Linked DNA regions of Homo sapiens: all the other regions are linked to region 3. A link is a loop called in an ENCODE intact Hi-C map of the cell type or tissue named here. Cell type or tissue: dorsolateral prefrontal cortex. All regions are shown on one strand. Each heading gives the region's core, and the rest is flanking DNA. Links, peaks and the distances in the headings are about the cores only.

What was found. Peaks named below come from ENCODE experiments on the same cell type or tissue, not always from the same donor. Only the 100,000 strongest peaks of a DNase experiment are listed, where the experiment ranks them.
Region 1: a loop joins it to region 3, with 2.0 times the contacts of the local background. A loop is called at or near these places in 1 of 110 quality-filtered maps.
Region 2: a loop joins it to region 3, with 1.8 times the contacts of the local background. A loop is called at or near these places in 1 of 110 quality-filtered maps.

Annotation. Positions count from the first base shown.
Region 1 is chr9:131,958,346-131,963,345 of GRCh38, reverse strand. All of the region lies in intron 3 of MED27 (mediator complex subunit 27), which reads left to right. Among named protein-coding and RNA genes, the nearest start is that of MED27, 120 kb to the left of the region's middle. In dorsolateral prefrontal cortex, for the core only: a CTCF peak has its summit at 1,931; DNase peaks (open chromatin) are centred at 1,658 and 2,075; H3K4me3 peaks cover 1,329 bases; H3K27ac peaks cover 3,383 bases.
Region 2 is chr9:132,135,315-132,146,225 of GRCh38, reverse strand. No RefSeq gene overlaps it. Among named protein-coding and RNA genes, the nearest start is that of NTNG2, 21 kb to the left of the region's middle. RefSeq lists an enhancer at 9,161-9,674. In dorsolateral prefrontal cortex, for the core only: no CTCF peak of the experiment used is centred there; DNase peaks (open chromatin) are centred at 4,454 and 4,755; H3K4me3 peaks cover 1,051 bases; H3K27ac peaks cover 1,441 bases.
Region 3 is chr9:132,016,558-132,021,557 of GRCh38, reverse strand. The region is part of intron 2 of MED27 (mediator complex subunit 27); the gene reads left to right. Among named protein-coding and RNA genes, the nearest start is that of MED27, 61 kb to the left of the region's middle. In dorsolateral prefrontal cortex, for the core only: CTCF peaks have their summits at 2,338 and 2,537; a DNase peak (open chromatin) is centred at 2,467; H3K27ac peaks cover 408 bases.

The DNA of each region.
Region 1 (5,000 bases), core at 1-5,000, 58 kb after region 3:
TCTAAACTTAATTTCTGGCCATTTTGTTTCAGAAATGCTAACCTCAGGGGGTCTTTGTTCTCTACGCTAAAACTTAATCTGTTTGGAACAATTCCATTTCCTCTCTGTAGAAATTGACTGGCCATGGCTCCTGTGAATGATACGGTTGCTATTATCCCTGAACACTGTAAAAATGAACTTTGAAACAGTTGGGTAGGACCCAAACAGAAAATGATGTATGGCTTGGAAATAGTTTAGCTGAACATTATGCTTTAATATTTTACTGGCCATTGCAGCACAGGTTTAGAAATTTATGTTCGGCTTTTTAAAGTTTTATTTTTATATTAGAAACTTTCTTGCAAACCAAAATAGATGAATCAAGTGTATTTGAATCAATGCTGAAATGTCGTCCACATCTGTGGAATGAAAATCATTAGCCAGTTACTTAAAATTCAGATAAAATGAAACCATCTTACTATGAACTTCATCCAGCTTTCCTCTTCACTAAAGGAAAGAATGCCAAGAATATTTACAAAAATTTATTTAACAGGATTACTGTTTTATTCCAAAAGATTTAAAGAAAATACCAAAACAGATACTAATTGAGCATAAAATAGCACCCAGCCGGGATGGAGTTGAGTATGTCCAAGCATCCACTTTAAACACAAACTCATGATTTCTTGAATCTGTGTTTGAAAATAGATCAAGCTTTCTCAAAACCTAGTGGGATAATTTCGATTACATGTAAACTATGACCAGAATTTATTGCTGGAAAAGTAAGAGTGGATCAGAATATAATACTCCTATCACAAAAAAAAAAAAATCACACGCCAGGCACAATGGCTCACACCTGTAGTCCCAGCATTTTGGGAGGCTGAGGTGGGTGGATCACTTGAGCCCAGGAATTCAAGAGCAACCTGGACAACATGGTGAAACCCTGTCTCTACCAAAAAAATACAAAAATTAGCTGGGTGTGGTGGCACATGCCTGTAATGCCAGCTACTCAGGAGGCTGAAGTGGGAGGATGACTTGAGCCTGGAAGGCGGAGGTTGCAGTGAGTTGTGATTGTGCCTCTGCAGTCCAGCCTGGGTGACAGAGTCAGACCCCGTCTCAAAAATAAATACATAAATAACAGTGGAAACTTTTCTCCATGTGGCTGTAAGAGTATCTTAAATCTGCCTTTTGGAAGAGTTTATTGGTTCACAATGCTTATCAGTAGCCACATTTTAAATGTCTCTATCTCAGACTAGTGTATGGGGGAAAGAAAACATTCAGAAGGATCTGAGTTCCAGTCCCAGCTTTGCCTACCACTAGATAGAAGTCTTTAAACCAGTCAGCTAGCCTGTCCATCGAGTAACAAATTTAGACTAGCTATCCTCTCAGTTGTCTTCTGTCTCCAGGATTATATGATTCCTTTGGAGATTATCATTATAATTCTTAAATCTATCAACTTTTGGAATATATTTCCAAACATGGATTGATTCACTGAAGTGCCTTTCACTTCATGGAGAAAATAGCGCTAAGGGTGCACAGCACATATTGTCATCTTTCAGAGAGAGAGAGAGCAGAAGAAGGCTTTTTAGCTGTAGAGTGTTTAGGGCCCCTGTGGATATGGCCAGGCTGTGCTACCCTAAGTGGGAAGGGACTGTAGAAAGCAGCGCCTCCCCAGCATGAGGCTCCTTCGCTAGTTCACGAAAGCAGCGGTTCTGTCCTGTGCCCTGCTGCCTTCATCAGGCCTTGAAACACAGAGGCCAATGGTCAGCCATTATTTACAGTGGAAATCTGGAAAAACACTATTTCCCAGGGCTGTCAGCGGACCCTCAGAACCTTCATGAAGATGATGAAAAGTTTCCAAGTCCTGCTGATACTCATACTACAGCTAATCAAGTGTAAATGCTTTACGTTGTTTAACAACAGAAAACATGCTATACTGTTCTGAACTCAACAAAGAAAGAAACCTTTGAATTAAGGCTGAAAAATATCAGAGAGCATTTCAGGCAGGGAAAAAATCCTGTTCTGTGTTTGGGATGTGATTACCCAGAGCCGCCGCCCAGACAGCTTCAAGCTTCTGTCTCTGAAACAAGCAGCCATTGTGTTGCCTTCTTGCCTGCTGCGACATATGCCACGTGCGGGCCATTTTTACGGGCATGTGATGGGTTTCAGTGTCAAGACTGTTGCCCAGTGGGCAAAACCCTCACTTACTTTGGAGGGTTAAAAATGTTGATAAGCAAGAGCTCAGCCTCCTTGTTTTCGTACCCATTTAGATCAGCAGAGACCTCTCTAATGACACTCTTCTCCAGTTTCCCTGAGCTGTGGCAGGAATAATTCCACTCATAATGAGGCAGGTGTCCAGCTTTAACCCTGCATGCCTCTACAGGCGGTCATTTCTTCGACTCTCCTGGCAGCCTCTCCTCTGCTAGCATTCTTCCCATTGTTACGTTTTGCCTAATATTTAACCTCAGTGTTTCCTGCTGTCACTCTGTCTTATTATTCTCATCGACTGAGGATAATTGATCTGTCTTCACTCAGCAACTTCCATTTGCATGTTTTAGGAGTAGCTGTGTCATCTCATCTCTTATTTTGTGGTAGACACTCTCCCCTTGTTGTTAAGGCTTTGTATACCTGTGTTCAAAGGGATTACTGGCTGTATTCATCTTCTGTACATACGCTCCAATTTGTCATCCCTCATTATTATTCATGTTGGTACTACACGTGTTTTTACCAAAATGGAATGATTATCTCCCATTTTACATGTAATCCTTTATATTAACACAATTCTAAGCAGTTGACTTTAACGCTGTTGCATTGTTGACTCATTCACAGTGTGATTCACTACAGTCTCTGTCAAGACAAAGGTGAGATCTGAGTGAGAGAGACTCTTTGCTGGATCATTATGAGCCACGTCCCTAGCTCTTGAACTGTACCCACTCAAATATTTCTTGTGTGCACGAGCGCACACACACACCCCACTTCACAAGTCAGAGCGTCAAGCTACAGCCTTCATGGGGTAGGTGCATATGGTGATATTTGGAGCATTAAACGGAGTGATTGATACGACACAACTGAATCTGAGTTACAGCTGCATCTGTTAATTGTAACAGATCTCCTGTTTACAAGAGTGGGTGTCTGAAATTTAAGAATTCGAAGACCTGCATGCTTATATTCCTGGCTTCTATTTCTAAAGCCGTTGACATTTAAGTAAATAATTGTTTTTATCTGTTCTATTCTGAGATCCTCAAGTGAAAGACAGATGAGGTATGTGCCCTTTAATTACACATGCCCTCTGAGCATCCTACACAGCCACATTAGGGCAGCCTACTCAGCTACAGCAAATATTCATTTGTGAACTGTAGTGTTCCTGTAAATTTCCTTGATTACAAAATTTGTTTCCTGGGGTTCTTGTTAAAATACTCATCTTTAGTCCTCAGGCTTAGTTGCAATAGTTCCTTCTAGTTACAAGTTTCTTCAGAAATTTCTAGTAATGGGCCCCCCTAGATAGTGGCAAAGAACACGTATTTTATGCCAGAATGGTACTTGGAATTGTTCTGCTGTTATATACTGATAGATTTCACTGAAATCTATCAAGCATAATAGATTCCAGTTATTCCCAGAGGTTAAGAAATAGGGTATTCTGATTAATTTGAGTTTTCTGGAATAATTACCGTATGTACCATTCAAAGATGGACAGTCTTTATAACTGTATAATTGCTTCTTTGTGCATGTAGTAAGCTTTAGGAAATGTGTATCGAACTGACTAGAGCTGGAAGGACCCTTAGAGATTACCTTGTCTAAAGAAGAGGAAACCGAAGCCAGAGGGCTGGGTGATTTGCCCGCTGTGGCCCTCTGTACAAGGAGGAGGGCCAGGATGGAATCTAGACTTTTCCAGAGCGGCGCCAGGATTTTTTCAGCTGATTACACTGCCCTATATGCTTTGGGTTAAGGTGAGGTGGTGGAGAAAACTGTGGCAAAAGACCCAGTTACTTGGATTCTGGGTCAGAGTTCAATGTACTGAGTTATCTTCATCATATAACTGACCACTTAGTGCGGGTATACATGTGTGTTGTACAGGAAATGTGCCAGGCTCCTTCCATGCCTTACGCATTTAGTCTTCACAGCCACCTTATGAAAGAAGATACTGTTATTGTCCTCACTTCAAAATGAGAGTTGAAGCCCAGTAACTCACCTACTTCATAGAGCTGGGAATTGGACCAAGGCAGTTGGACGCCTGATTTCATGATCTAAACTACAGCACTGTCTTCCTGTTTTATTAATTGTTCCCATTCAACATGAAAAGAATTTTCTATCCAAAAATTGTTTTGAGGGAAATATCTTACTTCAGTAGTAATGTACAGGTTTAAATATGTCAAAAATGTTTTCTCTATTCAAACACATGTGAAACTCTTAATAGTCCAGACAGGCAAATAAAGAGCCAAAGGGCTTCACAGGATGAGGTTGTCCTGCTGAAATTCTGCTCAGCACGTGGAGTCTGCGTCTCCTCTCCAGCTATCTCTGAACACGTTCACGTCCATTTTCACCCAGGTCGTAGCTGTAAAGACCGGTCACAGGCTCAGATGGGAATGCAGCAATGATTATAAAACCAAGCTTGGTGCCTGAGTCTTTCAGGACTGTAGTTTCAACAGGCACAGGTGATACAGCAGCTGCTGAACCTCATCTGGTTTGGCACCACGGTGGGAGCTGATGGCCTCCCTAGCACTGACACAGCCTGCAGAGCAAAGCAACCTGAGTTCTCATCACCTGAGTCCCTAGGAGATCCTGTCTCTTGCCTTGTCTAACCAAGACTTATTAAAAACCACTTAATTTGGCCGGGTGCAGTGGCTCACGCCTGTAATCCCAACATTTTGGGAGGCTGAGGCAGGTGGATCACGAAGTCAGGAGTTCGAGACCAGCCTGACCAACATAGTGAAACCTTGTCTCTACTAAAAATACAAAAAAATTAGCCAGGCACGGTGGCGCACGCCTGTAATCCCAGCTACTCAAGAGGCTGAGGCAGGAGAATCGCT
Region 2 (10,911 bases), core at 2,319-7,318, 120 kb before region 3:
ACCCGTTATTAAAGTGGAGCCCTTGGATCAGCCTCATCCCTGTGAGTGACAGGGTGGCACTGGCTGCCCGAGGCACAGGAGTCCCTGGGAATCATGAGTGGCGTCAGGCCTACCGCAGAGCCTCTGCAGCCATTCTGTCCAGCGTTCTCCACTGCCACTGCACGAGGACGCACAAGGACAGCGGGAACCCTTTCATCTGGGAGTGAGTTGAACCTGGTGGTTAAGGACGAGGCACTGGGGACAAAGGGAACTGAGTTCCAATCCCCGCTCGGCTAGTAACTGGCCGTTCCACCTAGAATGAGTCAATTCTCATGTCTGTGACTCCATTTTCATATCTCTAAAATGGGCGTGACAGCACATCCCATCAACAGTTGTGTACTGATCAAATGAAGAAATATATGCAAAGCATTGAGCCCATAGCAGGCAAGGGATACATGGCTACTTTTTTTTTCTTTTTTTCTTTTTTTGATGGAGTCTCCGTCTATCGCCCAGGCTGGAGTGCAGTGGTGTGATCTTGGCTCACTGCAACCTTCGCCTCCTGGGTTCAAGTGATTCTCCTGCCTCAGCATCTGGAGTAGCTGGGACTACAGGCACGCGCCACCAAGCCCGGTTAATTTCTGTGTTTTTCGTACAGATGGGGTTTCACCATGTTGGCCAGGCCGGTCTTGAATTCCTGACCTCAGGTGATCCTCCCACCTTGGCCTCCCAAAGTGCTGGGATTACAGGCGTGAGCCACCGTGCCCGGCCGATACATGGCTACTTTCTAGTGAGCTCTTCTACAGAACTACAGTCAACTTTTTGGGAATATACCTGTTGGATAAAGTGAGGGATTCTTTTAATATTTGGCACGTTGTTAAAATTGTTTATGTTAGCCAATTGCTAAATATGGGTAAAACGCTGTGTGTGCACCTCTGTGTGAGTGTGATGTATGCATGAGAGCGAGAGACAGAGAGACAGAGAGAGAGATTCATGATGCAGATGAAGTTGGAGCTAGCTTTGGAGCCAGGCTGAGGGCTTGAGTCAGCCTTTTCCACTTACTAGCCATGTGACCTTGGGTGAGTCATTTCACCTCCTCTCATCTCAGTTTCCTCGATAACACACCGTCTTTGCAGGGTTGTTGAGGAAATTAAAATGACACAAGTTTGGAAAGAACCTAACGTCCATCAGTCTCTTGAAAGATCAACAGCTGCTGCTGAGTACAAAGTGAGATCCTGGAACAGAAAAAGGACATTCGTGGAAAAACAGATGAAATCCAACGTCTGGAGTTTGGTCTGTAGCAGCAACAACGCTCTTTTCTCACTTTTGACAGGTGTACTGTGGTTACGTCAGATGATAACATTAGGGGGAACTGGATGAAGGGTTATGGAGAACACTCTGTTCTATCTTTGGAAATTTTCTGTAAATCTAAAATTTTTCCAACATTAAAATACATATATATATACACACACACACGTATATATAAGGTACACATATATGTATATACATATATACATATGTATATATGTGTGTATATATACACATTATATATATACATTATATATATATACATTATATATACACATTTTATATATATATACATTATATATATATATATATATACACATTTTATATATATATGGGCTGAGGAGCTGGTCTAGACTACAGGGGCTGACGAGGCACAACCCAGTGTAATGTGGGGTCTTGGACTGGACCCTGGGTCAAGGGAAAAGATAAAATTACTGAAAAGAGGAGTATTGGGAAAATTAGCAAAACGTGCACAGGGACCATCTCCCGCATAGGGCAGTGGTATGCTATCAGTATTAAATTTCTTGAATCTGATCATTGTCCTGAGGCTGTAAGTGTCCCATTCTTAGATGACACAAGCTGCAAGTAATTTGTGGTGAAGGGACATGATGTCTGCAACTAACTCTAGAAGGAGTCAACAAAACTACAACAGTATAGACTATGTGTGGAGAGAGACAGCAATGTGGCAAGGTGCTCACAAACTGGGAATCGAGGGAAAGGTACACAGGAATTAATTTTGCTATACTTGCATAGGTTTGACATGTTTTCAAATTACAAAGTAAGGCCAGACGTGGTGACTCACGCCTGTAATCCCAGCACTTTGGGAAGCTGAGGTGGGAAAATCACCTGAGGTCATGAGTTTGAGACCAGCCTGGCCAACATGGTGAAACACCGTCTCTACTAAAAATGCAAAAATTAGCTGGGCATGGTGGTGGGCACCTGTAATCCCAGCTATTCAGGAGGCTGAGGCAGGAGAATCATTTGAACCCGGAAGGCGGAGGTTGCAGTGAGCCAAGATCATGCCATTGCACTCCAGCCTGGGCAACAAAAGCGAAACTCCATCTCAAAAAAAAAAAAAAAAGTAAGAATTACGTTTAAATTAAAAGAACCTGGTGTTTGCTACATAGGCAGCACATTAAATATTATGCACACAATATTAGAATTTTATCTTAATAGTTATTATTCAAATATGCCTTGAATCCTTCTCCAAGAGGGGCTCTGAGCTGGGGGCCCCAGAAAAGGTGGGGGTGAGTCAGCCAGCCCCAGCTTCAGTCAGGGTGAAGGCCATGTCCTGGGACTATAGCCAGGTGACAGTAAGACTTCATCTCTGATGCCCAGCCCCTGGCAGTGTGCCCTCACACAGGAGATGCCCGCTCGGGAGCTGCAGGATGATTACACAAAACAAACCAGTGGATATGAAGCCAGATGCTTTGGATGCCACAGAGCGGTTCGGGGCCCAGCCAGGGCAGGAGGAGGTCTCTCGGATGGATGTTCTACCCTCCCTGTCCTTTGCAGCCACTCAGGAGCATTTAAGGGCAGCTGAAGCTCCTGCCAGCATCTGAGGTCCCGGCCAGCACAGCCATCAGGTTCTGGGCTATTCATTATTTAGGACAAGGTCTGGGGTTGGGTGGGGTGGGAGAAAGGAGTGGCTTGGGGGTCACTGCTGGTTCCCATTGAGCCCCATAGACACCTGCTTTGCCAAGTCACTGGTGTTAACGACGGCAATTGGGTTAGGAGGGCATAATTAGATAATTCAATTGCTTTCTGCAGAGAGTTCCTGTTTAATTAAAGGGCACTGAAGACAGAGCTGGGAGGCTGGGGAAGACCAGATTGATTGTCTAGAGGGACTGGGGCAGTCTGGCAAGATGGGGAGTGCTGAGCCAGGCTGAGCTGTAGCTGCCCCAGGCAAGGGCGGTGCAGGGAGCACCAGCTCGCTTCCACAACAGGGGTCGAAGCCAGTCACAGCCACGTAAGAGCAAAGCGGGAGATCCCGTTTATGTGCAGCAGAAGATAGTCGGATCCTCTTGAATGAACTTCTAGCCTCAGAATCAAAAGCTTTCAAATACATTTGCATTTACGTAAACACCATATCCTATAGTCTGCCAGTCTCTAGCTGTGTGAACCTGGGAAGTTGCTTCACTTCTCTGAGCCTCAGTTTCCCCATCAAGATCACAAGGTAAGGAATGTACCTGCTGGGTAAAGTCAGCTTTGTACAAACTTTTTTATATTAGCTAATCACTAAATATGGCCATGAAGCTCTGTGTGTGTGGTGTGTGTGTGTGGTGTGTGTGTGGTGTGTGTGTGTGCGGTGTGTGTGCGGTGTGTGTGTGCTGTGTGTGTGTGGTGTGTGTGTGGGGGGTGTGTGTGGTGTGTGTGTGTGTGGTGTGTGTGTGTGTGTGTGTGGTGTGTGTGGCTGGTTATTATTCGGGACATACCTGATGAAGTCATGCTCCTAGTGATGGGAAGTGCAGCTGCTATCACACTTCCATCCCGGAGCATGTGAGGATGAAGCCCTCAGACCACGCCCAGTGCCTGTGCAGCACCCAGTGAATGTCAATTACATTTAAAGAAGAAAAGTTACGTAACACATCTCAGACCTGGAGAAGAAAATTCCTGCAAAATACCCGGTGTAATCACATGTATTATGAAATATCAGCCCAAGAACCCCACTCCCAAGACAAATAGACATGTTTGAATGTTCTCTTCCCCTCCTGATCATTTTTAAAGACAATTGAGAGTTGCTTGTAATTAAATAGGGCTAAATAACCGAATTATCCTTCATCGAGCATTTATTGAGCGCCTGCTGTGTGCTGGGCCCCAGCAAGCAAAGTGGACGCGGTCTTTATCCTCACGGAGCCCTCATTAAGGGTTGATGGCACTGCAGAAAGGAGGCCCTTCCTAAGAGGCAGATGGAGAGCAAAGATGCCACAGGGGCAAGAAACAGGTAAAAAGTGCTAGGGAGTGATTTTTGCTCCCACCGGGACAGGCAAAACAATGAGCCCGACTGGGTTCTCTGCACTTCCTTCTCCTACACATCTTCCTCAAAGCACAGAGCCGCTGCTCCGCCATGACCAGCGCCCGCGTCCGGAGCCCTGCACAGGGGTTAATATTTTTAATTGGCGCTTTCCCAGGTTGCGGTTGGCATGTTCCCCAGCTGGAGCTGCCGTGGAGCTGACGGGCTCCTGGGGCGCCTGCCCCTGCGGGCTTCTCACTCTGCCTTCCCTCGTGAATGGTTTCCTTTCAGCTGCCCTATTGAAGCGGTCCCTTCATTCTCTCTGTGTCATCTCTCTGCTGCCATCTTATTAGGGAAAGCTAAGCCCTCTCCCGTGGGGTCAGGCATTGTCCCCTTCTTCCCAGAAACCACCGTGGCGTTCAGCTACAAAATAAAACCGTAAAAAAGGCTCATTCTGCCTGCTACCTGGCTGGGGTGGGAGGGGAAGCACTTTCTGAGCTGCCCGGGCGCAGGCGTCTGGGGAGCGGGTAAACAATGGTGACAGTCCTTAGGCAAGTGAGTGGCAGAAACTCTGGCCCAGTTCCCTCCAGAGGGAATCATTCTGGGGAAGAATTCATGCTTCGGAGAGCTTCAGGGTAAAGGGTGAGCCCACACAGTAGCAAGTACAGAAATAAAGAGTAAGTGGCTGTGCATGGAGAATGTTTAAGGGTCATGAATATTAATAGTGTTGTTCCTCATAGACCTATGAGCAGGGCTCTAATTAATCATTTTTAATGGCAGCTTTGTTCCCATTTTCTTTTATTTTCTTTCTTTCTTTCTTTCTTTATTTTTTGAGACAGAGTTTTGCTCTTGTCACCCAGGCTGGAGTGCAGTGGCGTGATTTCTGCTCACTGCAACCTCTGCCTCCCGGGTTCAAGCAATTCTCCTGCCTCAGCCTCCTGAGTAGCTGGGATTACAGGCATGCACCACCAAACCTGGCTAATTTTTGTAGATTTAGTAGAGACTGGATTTCACCACGTTGGTCAGGCTGGTCTCAAACTCCTGACCTCAGGCGATCCACCCACTTTGGCCTCCCAAAGTGCTGGGATTACAGGCGTGAGCCACCGCTCCCCGGCCTGCTCCCATTTTCATACTGCATTTTGTTTTATCAACAAGTCTCCCAAGGGCCTTTCACCACTGGGGATAATCACTGGAGGTGGCTTCTCCCGTCTATTAAACGAACCTCGCTCCAACCTGCAATCTGATGATCACTCCTGGGTCAGAAAACCTATGAAGCTGCCACAAAGTCCCAGTAATTGCAGAGGTGATGGCCACCTAGGTAATCAACAAGCATTTTAAAGTGCCTCCTGTGCACCCAGGATTGTGCTGAGCTCTGAGGATACAGCTGTGGCTGGCGCAGGCACAGCTGCATCCTCATCAGGGAAGACATTCACAAGCAGTGATCGGCATGTGCAGAGGTCTTGCTTGGGGGTTGTCCAGAGTGTCACGGAGCCCCTCAGGAAAAGGAGCACCAGCCTTGTCCAGGCACAGCAAGGAGGCTTCCTGGAGGAAGTGGCATGAAGCTGAGCCCTAAGGATTGAGTAGGAGTCAACCAGGGGGATGGGAGCACCAGGGCAGAACCAGGAGAGGGGATGGTTTTGAGAGCTGCAAGTCCAGCTGTGATGCAAATCAAGAGTATTTGAGTTGTACACCCGTGTCCTCAGCAGCTTATTCTCAGGAGACAAAAGGTAGAAGCAATCCAAGTGCCCTCCGACAGGGGATGGGTAGACAAAATGTGGTCTATCCAGGCAACGGAATATTATTCTGCCTTAAAGAGAAATGAAGTATTGATCCGTGCTGCAACCAGGATGAACCTTGAAAACATTATGCTAAGTAAAAGCAGCCAGTCACGAAAGGTCATGTATTATATGATCCCATTTATATGAAATATCCAGAATAGGTAAATCCATAGACAGAGAGCAGATTGGTGGTTGCAGGAGGGAGAAGGGAAGTGGGGAGTAACTGCTAATGAATGGATACAGAGTTTTACCTTGGGGTGATGAAGATATTTTGGAACTAGTTAGAGGTTGTGGTGGCACAACTTTGTGAAAGTACTAAATGCCATGGTCACTTTCAAGTGGCTGATTCTTTGTTATGTAAATTTCACCTTAAAGGAAAAAAAAAAAGACAAAAAAGAGTGAGCAAGAAGCCAGGCAAGAAGACACGAGCTGCACGCGGTCTTTAGGCGCCCCCAGCAAGGGGTCCTTCGACACTCTCATGGTCTGGTCACTTGCCCCAGCTTTGCTTTTCCCCTCCCCCACCCTCCCCTCCCCTTTCTTCCCTTTTTTTTTTTTTTAAGATGGAGTTTAGCTTTTGTTCCCCAGGCTAGAGTGCAATGGTGCGATCTTGGCTCACTGCAACCTCCACCTCCCGGGTTCAAGTGATTCTCCTGCCTTAGCCTCCTGAGTAGCTGGGATTACAGGCATGTGCCACCATGCCAGGCTAATTTTGAATTTTTAGTAGAGATGGGGTTTCTCCATGTTGATCAGGCTGGTCTCGAACTCCCGACCTCAGGTTATCCACCCTCCTCAGCCTTCCAAAGTGCTGTGATTACAGGCATGAGCCACTGCACCTAGCCCTTCCCTTCTTTCCTCCCTTCCCCTCCCCTTCTCTTCCTTCTCTTCTTCCCTCCCCTCCTCTCCCCTTCTCTCCCCTCCCCTCCCCTTCCCTCCCCTCCTCTCCCCTTCTCTCCCCTCCCCTCCCCTTCCCTTCCCTTCTTCTTTGATATAGGATCTCACTCTGTCGCCCAGGCTGGAGTGCAGTGGTGCAATCATGGCTCACTGTAGCCTTTATCTCCTTGGGCTCAGGTGATCCTCTCACCTTAGCCTCCCTAGTAGCTAGGACTACAGGTGCATGCCACCCCACTTGGCTCATTCTTTTTTTGTGTGCATATAGGGTTTCACCATGTTGCCCAGGCTGGTCTTGAATTCCTGGCCTTAAAGCAATCTGCCTGCCTTGGCCTCCCAAAGTGCTGGGATTACAGGTATGAGCCACCACAACTGGTCTGCCCCACCATTTCTAATTAAACTCCCAACATCACCCACCAAGAGAAATGCCGTCAAACTCCACAATGACACCAGCCACATTCTCACATCTGCAAGGAATTTTCTAGAAACTGTTGTGATGAATGGCTAGCCATCATATTATTGAGGATCTAATGAGCTAGTGCACAGAAAAGTACTTAAAACAGAGCCTGGTGACGAGTGAAACAGAGTACTGGGCTCTGAGGATACAGGGGTGGCCGGAGCCGACACAGCCCCTCCTTGTCAGAGAAGGCATGCGCAGGCACGTGTAGAGGCCTTGCTTGGGGATGGCCAGCGTGCCATGGGGTGCAATGTCTGATGGAGGGTCAGGCATTTTGTACAGTAACAATAACACGAGTTAGTAATAAGAAGGAGGGAGCACTTCCTTTGTGCCAGCTGCCTGGACCAGACTCATCACCTGTGTTATCCCAGTTAAGCTCCCAGCAGGCTGCCCCACCAATCAGGCACTGTTATCATCCCCAGTTTATGCATAAGGAATTGTGGCTCAGATATGTTAAGTCATTTGCCGAAAATCACACAGCTATGAAGCAGAGTAGCTGGGTGTGAAAATTCAAAGCCCCTCGTCATGCCACTCCATTACTTCCTAAATTACAAACTATTAAAAATGACGGACTCCTTCCCTGGCCCAGCTCTGTCCCCTCTTGCCGTGCTTTGAGATGCTTTCCCTCTGCTTCAAAAGCCTGCACGAGGCCGGGCGCGGTGGCTCACGCCTGTAATCCCGACACTTTGGGAGGCCAAGGCAGGGGGCATCCCTTGAGGTCAAGACTTTGAGACCAGCCTGGCCAACATGGAGAAACCCCATCTCTGCTAAAAAAAAAATACAAAAATTAGCCGGGCTTGGTGGCACGTGCCTGTAATCCCAGCTACTTGGGAGGCTTAGGCAGGAGAATCACTTGAACCCAAAGGCGGAGGTTGCAGTGAGCCAAGATCACGCCACTGCACTCCAGCCTAAGAGACAGAGTGAGACTCTGTCTCAAAACAAAACAAAACAAGACAAAAAAGCCTGCACGGGCCTCTTTTTCACCCTCATTGCTACATCATCAAGCTGTGAGTCAGGGACGAAATGGGTAGGGGCTGCCATGGGGCTTGCAGTCTCTGCCGTGTGTGTTTCTGGCCTGTTCCCGTGTCCTCTTTGGGGATGCGTAAGCCCAGCTTGCCAGTGGTTGTGTTCCTTTCCAGGCTGTAAGGGGCTGTGCTGGCTGCCTTGGAAGCAGCCCTGGGGCCAGTATGAAGTTGAAGATGACATTTCTACCACTGTATTGATGACCCGAGGAGGCGCCTATTAGAAAACGTAAACCGCGGGCAGCAGATACCGTGACTTGGGTATCGATTGGCCATTAAGTGTGTTCCATGTCCCCAGCACAAGCCTGTTCTCCCAGACCAGCCAGGAACAGGCACATTCAGCTTCCTTTAAGTGCCACGAGTGTGTCTCTTTTTTGAAGATTCCCCTCGGGGCTGTCACGGAAGGCGTAATGCAGGGTCCCTGCTCTTCAGAGCTGGTTTCCCAGGACAGGCTGGAGGCCACTGTGGGGTGCTTGCAACAACCAGGCAACTTGTCGGGGCGTGGAACTGCAGCCCCGGTGTCACGGGAAAGGCAGGAACAGCTACAACAGAGGTAGACATTGCAATCGTATAAATAAAAGATGTTGCTGTATGTGAAAACAACTTGACTCACATGACCAGCAACTTCCCCGGCTCCATCTCAGAACCAGCCCTTTTTAATACTGCACTTTTTTGCAACTCATCGGAGGGTAATCAATGGGCTTCAGGCCTCACATTGATCTGAAATATAAATACTAAAAAGATGAGGGCGAGGTGACACTTTTATTGACTTGATTGTAAAGGAAGTCAGAGGAGCTAAGGCAGGCAGCCAACACAATGGCACAAAGTTGCCATGAATTTGAATTCCATAGCAACAGACCAGCCTGAAAACTGCCATTTCCCGAAGTCGAGGAAATCCAGAACTTTCACAGGTGACATTTTTGGGGGTTCTTTGGCAACAACAGGGAGAGAGAGGCTAGGGCACGGCCACCCACACCTGAGGGCCACACTTGCTTGGACCCATGAGGGAGGAAGGAGGGGCTCAGCTGGGCTCAGGAGAGGGCTCCAGGACCTGACCCCAGCGTGGGGGTCACCAAGTAGCCCGCAGCTCCTGGGACAGGTGCTCGGCAGTTGGCCATCCTTTGTGACAGGCAGTGGCTCAGCTCTCAGCCCCCAGCTAGCACTGTGGCTTGCTTGTCCCCTCGTTCCCCCTTAGAGGAGCGCCGCTCTCAGCTCTTCCACTCTCTGGTGTTGTTCAGCTGAGGGAAGGAGGCCTGAAGCAGCGATGGCCCAGAATAATGGGGGCTGGAGGAGGGGCGGCCGGCAGCGAGCACGCAAGAATCCCATTAAGGAACAAAGCTGATCAATACTCACAGCAGCCAGGCAGGTTTAAAAGCCTCTCCATGCAGCCTGCTCCCTGTCAAGGCAGGAGGAGAGGCAGGAGAGCTATCTGGACCCTTCCCTCAGAAGCACCCACTTGGGCAGGGGAGGGAGCCGCAGCCCGCAGGGTGTGCTGCCGGAGCAGGGTTGGTGGACCCCAGGGGATCTGGGGACTCCAGCCGGTCCATGGGAGCCCATCCTAGGCACTTCACAGTCCTGCGCCAGAGGGGCCTTGACATCAGGGTCCTCCCTCCTGCTTTACAGTTGGGGATACTGAGACGTAACAAGGGAAAGGACTTTCCTGAGGTCATGTGGCTGGAAGTTTCCAGGCCTCTGCCTCCAGGTGTAGGTGACTTTCCACTTTAAGGTCTATGAACATGACCATCCCTCTCTCTTTTTACTATGGATGATACCAGTGATCTTAAAACCTACAATGGGCTGGGTGCGGTGGCTCACGCCTATAATCCCAGCACTTTGGGAGGCCAAGGCGGGCAGATCACTTGAGCTCAGGAGTTCGAGACCAGCCTGGCCAACATGGTGAAACCCAGTCTGTACTAAAAATACAAAAACTAGCTGGGTGTGGTGGTGGGTGCCTGTAACCCCAGCTACTCAGGATGCTGACATGGGGGAATTGCTTGAACCTGGGAGGCGGAGGTTGCAGTCAGCCGAGATTGTGCCACTACACTCCAGCCTGGGCAACAAAGCAAGAGGGTCTCAGAAAAAAAAAAAAAATTCTACAACAAATTGATGAAGACCTGCTTGAATTGGCTGTGTGCTCAGGCTGGGCCGAGATCGTGCCACTGGACTCCAGCATGGGCAACAGACAAAGACAGGCTCTGTCTCAAAAAAAAAAAAAAAAAAATCAGCTTTGTTGGCGACAAACAGATACCACAAGCCTTGGTGAGAACAGTATGATGTCATAAGCTCCAAACAAAAGTCTACAAGGATCTGGCTAAGGGGGCCATTCTGGCTCCCTCTCAAACCTGTCCCAAAGTTGAAGTGGCATGTTGGTAAAAGGTTTTTTGTTGTTGTTTTTGTTTTCTGAGACAGGGTCTTGCTCCATCACCTAGGCTGGAATGCAGTGGCATGATTTCAGCTCACCGCAACCTCTGCATCCTGGGTTCAAGCAATTCTTGTGCCTTAGCCTCCCAAGTAGCTGAGATTATAGGT
Region 3 (5,000 bases), core at 1-5,000:
TGTGAAGTGAGAGGGGGCTCCTGGGAGACAGGAAAACACCAATTTTTATATACCCTCGTCTGTCTTTTCTTAGCTGCTCATCTTCCCTTTTTTTCCCTTTCTTCTGTTGTCTTTCTCTTTCCCTTTACAAATAATAATCCCTATGATGGTTGTTTCTTCCATTGTTAGCCACATTTTAGTTTGCTTTGTTAGTGAATTCATTCAGATATGTGAGTCATTCTCCTTCTATTGGACTGGCACCTTTGAAGGATGATAACATGCATACAGCTGTAGTGTAAACAGGAGCAGTTGTGGAGAAAGTCCTATTAATAAAGGTGCAAATTCTGGGGAGTTGCAGTAGAACAATCTAAACAACCCTAACCATTACAGATATTTAAGAAAGAAAAGGGCTGCTATCCATCGTCTCTGTTTACTTCTTGGATAGCTTTTGAAGTTTGGACATTTGAGCACTAATATGTAGGGAAGAAAGAAACTCAAATGGCATTTAGCATATAAATAATGCCACAGTGGAGCAGGAAGCGCAGCCCTGATTTGCTGTCCTGCTTTCCTAGTAATTGAAGGAGCTGTGAAACCGAGCTTCCAGGAGAGAACAAATAGGCAAGTAAATTGGAGGCTTCCTTCTTATGGTTTATTGATGCTGTTTTGACCAAGTAAAAAGATTATTTACCCATAAAAGCTCAAGTCTAAGGTGTTTTTTTCTAAACTATTGGCTATTTGAAAGAAGCATTAGGAGATAAAAGGAGGAAAGAAGCTAATATCATCATCTGATATTTAGATTAAAACCCAAGCAAAACAATTAGATTTATGGTATTTTTCTGTAGCTGTTTTCCTTGGCACAGATAATACCAGACAAGCTTGCCTGTTTTTTGCTTGGAGTTATGTTCAAAAGAAGAACCAGAACTCTATTGTAATACATGATTCTTTCTCATTAGCTGGAAACAAAACATATTTCAGTAATGAGGGGCAAAGGTCCTTGCAACTCACAGTGGTGACAAAGTTTCCTGATGTTGCAGAAATCTTAGTTCTAGTTGAAAGCTTAATGGTCTGGGGAAACATGACTATGTGAGACTCTCAGATTAGCACCCTACCTTGCAGTGTCGCAACACACATCCCAGCTGTATGGGGTGTGACTTGATTCAGGTGTACACAGTGTGGATTGTTCCAGGTGTCATGGGTCCTTAGGTTGTGGCTGTGGGCTTTGGTGTGTTCTGTTATACATTGGAAGGATTTTCAGTGCACTTACGCCAGCCACCTCTGGCTGTTTTGGTCAGTGATCTACAGGGGAAGTGGCACTGGTGTCCTTGCTTGCTATCATTATATATAACATACATTTGCAAAGAGAATTCTTCAGTAGAAACAGAGTATACATGTGGAATCTCCTAGAAACCCGTTAGACAGAAGCACAACTGCTCTGTGACACAGCCATATCAAAACTGCTAGGAAGGTTCAACATGCCACTGTGCATCTGGAATTTAGATTTTCTGATGAAACTATGGTTTCTTGATTTCTTTTCTCTAAAGTATTTAACTGTGAATATTAAAACTTGAAGACAACAGAGTTTAAAACTTCTTCAAACTCACCACCTAACACATGACTGGAGTCAGTGGGAGGGAAAAGCATGCAACGTCTCAGCGCCTGCAGGAGGGCAGAGTGAAGAGTTCTATCATGACAAGCAGGAGCCAGGAGAGGCTGGTGATGGGAACGTGGCTGCCTGCTTGGCATGGGCCAGCTCTCATCCAGGGGGGATCGCTGTGTTCTGTTGCCGAAGGGAAGATAAACATCAGTACCTCCAGTTAGAAAGATGCAGCATACCTATCCCCGCGGGACAGAGCTATTAAGGCAAACCCTGTATGGCCCACCGTCCTCCTGCGAATGGTGTGACCTGAGGTCAGTGACCTCTTTAAGGCTGGCATCTCCTCTCATGTGAAATGGGGTTGTGGGTAGGGGGGAAGATTGGCATCTACTTTGGCCTTTCTCTATTGTTAAATTCTGTGATTTGAAGTCATCTAGGGGCAGTCCCTATGGACCCCTTTTCTTTTGAGCTTGGTCCAAGCTCAAGCCTGTGAACATACCCACTTTCTGGGCAACTGGAATAAGAGGAAAAAAGGTTTCTTCTGTGGTTCTATCTTGACAGTGAGCACCTAGAAAGCAGTGTGTTTGCTTTCGTAAGAGGCCAGCCATAAGAGGACTGTCAGATGGAGGCAGTCTGTTCTAGATTGGTTGCAGTGCCAAGCCAAGCCAGCATTCCCATGAATCTGCCAGTCTACTTGTTAGCTGACAAATTCATTAGCATCACCTGTATTCAATGCACTATCCTGGACATTGTACAGAATAGAGTCATCAATAACAAGGTCTGTGCCCTAGAGATAAGACTCCCTGGGTGGCAGCTTCACTCCCAGACCCAGGAATAACACAAGGCTGTCTTTTCTGGGCGTTTTTCCCAGTACAGACCGGAGCTTTGTGCTTGGAGAAGGAAATTGGCCTAGAGTGACTGGCAGAGGAGATGGTGGGGCTCCCTACCCCCTTGATCTCTTCTGCCCTCCTGTGGGTCCTCTGGTCTAAGCCAGACAGAATTTATTATAACTTAATTCTATGCCATTCTTTGCCTTTATATGTAATTATATGCAAAGTGATTTAAAAAAAAAATAAAGTGAATCATAACTTACGTCCAGGAGAGCTCTTTTTTCCCCTTTACCCTTAAAGAAGCCTTTGGTGAATCTTGAGAAAGGAATAGTGATTTTCATAGTGAGAAGAATCAAATCTTGATTGATCTGGCTTATAAGTTTTGAGGTTTTCAAATGTCAGGTTCTCTTAAAGTGGGATTCGGGCCAGATGGCAAGGGTAGAGCAGTGCTGCATATGATGGGATGCTGTAGCAGGGACCCCAGGGAGGCTCCAGCATACACTTCAGCTTTTAAGTACTAGGCCTAATTGAATGCCACTGGCTTCATTAGTATATTGAACATGATCGGTGTGATGAATTTCCTTCTGTTCTCTTTTCAAACTTTGGTCCAGTGCAAAACATTAACCTATGAATATTTTGGGGCGGGTAGAAGCATTCAGAACAATGCAGAAGACATCATGCAAGTGGAGAATGAACGGGAGAGGGGTGATTGCTCATCTGATTTCTTGAACTCAAGATTTAAGTCAGAAACTTTGCATTTGAATCCTGTTTTTATCATTTCCTTTTATATCATTTGCTTCCAGTATTTGTTGTTATTTGTAATTTGAAGCGTATTAAAGCTAATTGAATTTGGACTCCCAGTAGTTTGGACTCTTTAAAAGAGGATTCTGTAAAGACCTTGGCTATCCAACAGAAAAAGATTTGTTAAGTCTCTTGTATTAATGTTGTAGGGACATTCCTTCACATCAAATACCTTTCTACCTTTAGAAATACAAAGGAATTGAATTTTAGAGTTTGGGGGTCCTCAGAGAAAATGTCATGCATATTTTCTAGAGAGGGACAGGAGATGTGTAAGGTCACCCAGTTTGGTAGCAGCAAAGCCCAGGAGCACATTTCCAAAGAGGCTGCTGGTTACAGAGGCGCTTCCTCTCCCACTTACATTTCGTCAGGACCCTGCCTGACAACTTGGAGCCTCTTACGTGTTCAATAAGACTAAAACAGCATTATTTTAAAAACGATTCAGTAGATCAAAGTTTTCCTAATTTTAATTGGTCTTTCCTCAGACCATTATTAATTGTTAAAATTTTCTCAGGTATAGAGGTAATTAGTAGATATAATTGGTTAGAAAGGGCTTTAGGTTGAGAACTGATAGAAAAATCCTAGGTCATTCATAGAAAATAGAAAGTGGAAATTAATGGATAGTGAAATTGTAACTGAGAGAAATACTCTAAAAAATCCAGAGAACACTGCAACACGGAAATGGCTGTTCCTGTGGAGCAGTAACTTAACAGTAAATCACGAACCTTCCCCTCCAACTCAGCACATAAACACTCCCATTCCCCGCACTTGTAAGATATGAAAGTTAAAAGAATAGATCATTTCTCTCCTTCTTTCATTTTTATTCCTCCCGGTTAGTGGAGGATCTTTGATAGAAAAATCACAATAGAACTTTGATAAGTTGCTTTTTGAAATAGACTTGTTTCCATGCTGCAGACATTTGGAGAGAAGTATGTTTATTGAAATATATTTTTATAGAAAATATTACAGAACCTGTAATTGAGAACTTATGGCGGTATTTTGGGGAGTTATATGTTTCTAATGTTAATTTGTAGATTCACTCTGAACTCCCTTCTGCTGTTTTAGAACCATTGGCTGAGTGAACATTTTCCAGGAGCCTCTTCAGATCTAAACTGTGTTGCATGGAATGGAGTTTTGGTGCTTAAATAATGTATAATCCAGTTGGACAGGAGCTGCCTGTCAGTTTTATTAACTTTGACCTTTTCTCCCATTATAAAGGTGGTTCAGTAAATATTTAATGGGCCCCTTATAGATCTTGACAGTCAGAGCCGTGTTCCTGGAAACTGGGATACATATATATGATTAACAAGTGCTGCTTAATCCTTATGAGTCAGCTCTCAAGGGCAGATTTTGTTTTGGGGGAAGAAGAGTCCTTCCACCTATGTGTGCTGTTAGAGGTGCACTGTACACTGAGAGCATCCAAGATGGTTGAGGTTTCAGAGGAACCCTTTAAAAGACAGATAGCAGTTAGCGTACATTTCTGCTGTTTTGGGTTTTTGTTTGTTTGTTTGTTTGAGCAAATGATCAAAATGATGCCGGGTGGGCAAAATCACCCTGCCACTCTGCATAGTTAGCAGGCCTCCTCCACTCAAAGAGTCAGCAGGGCTGGAATGGCTGAGCTTGCATGGACCCTAGTAAATACAAAGGAGGAAAGCCAAAAGGAGAGTCGATTCCTTGAGCCAGGAGGAGGCCCCTGCCAAGCTGTCTTTCCCTGTAATTCCATAAAGCCCCATGCATATTGCACTCATTGCAAATTCTGGCAGGGAAGATCGAAACCCAAGTAGCTGACATTTTGAAAC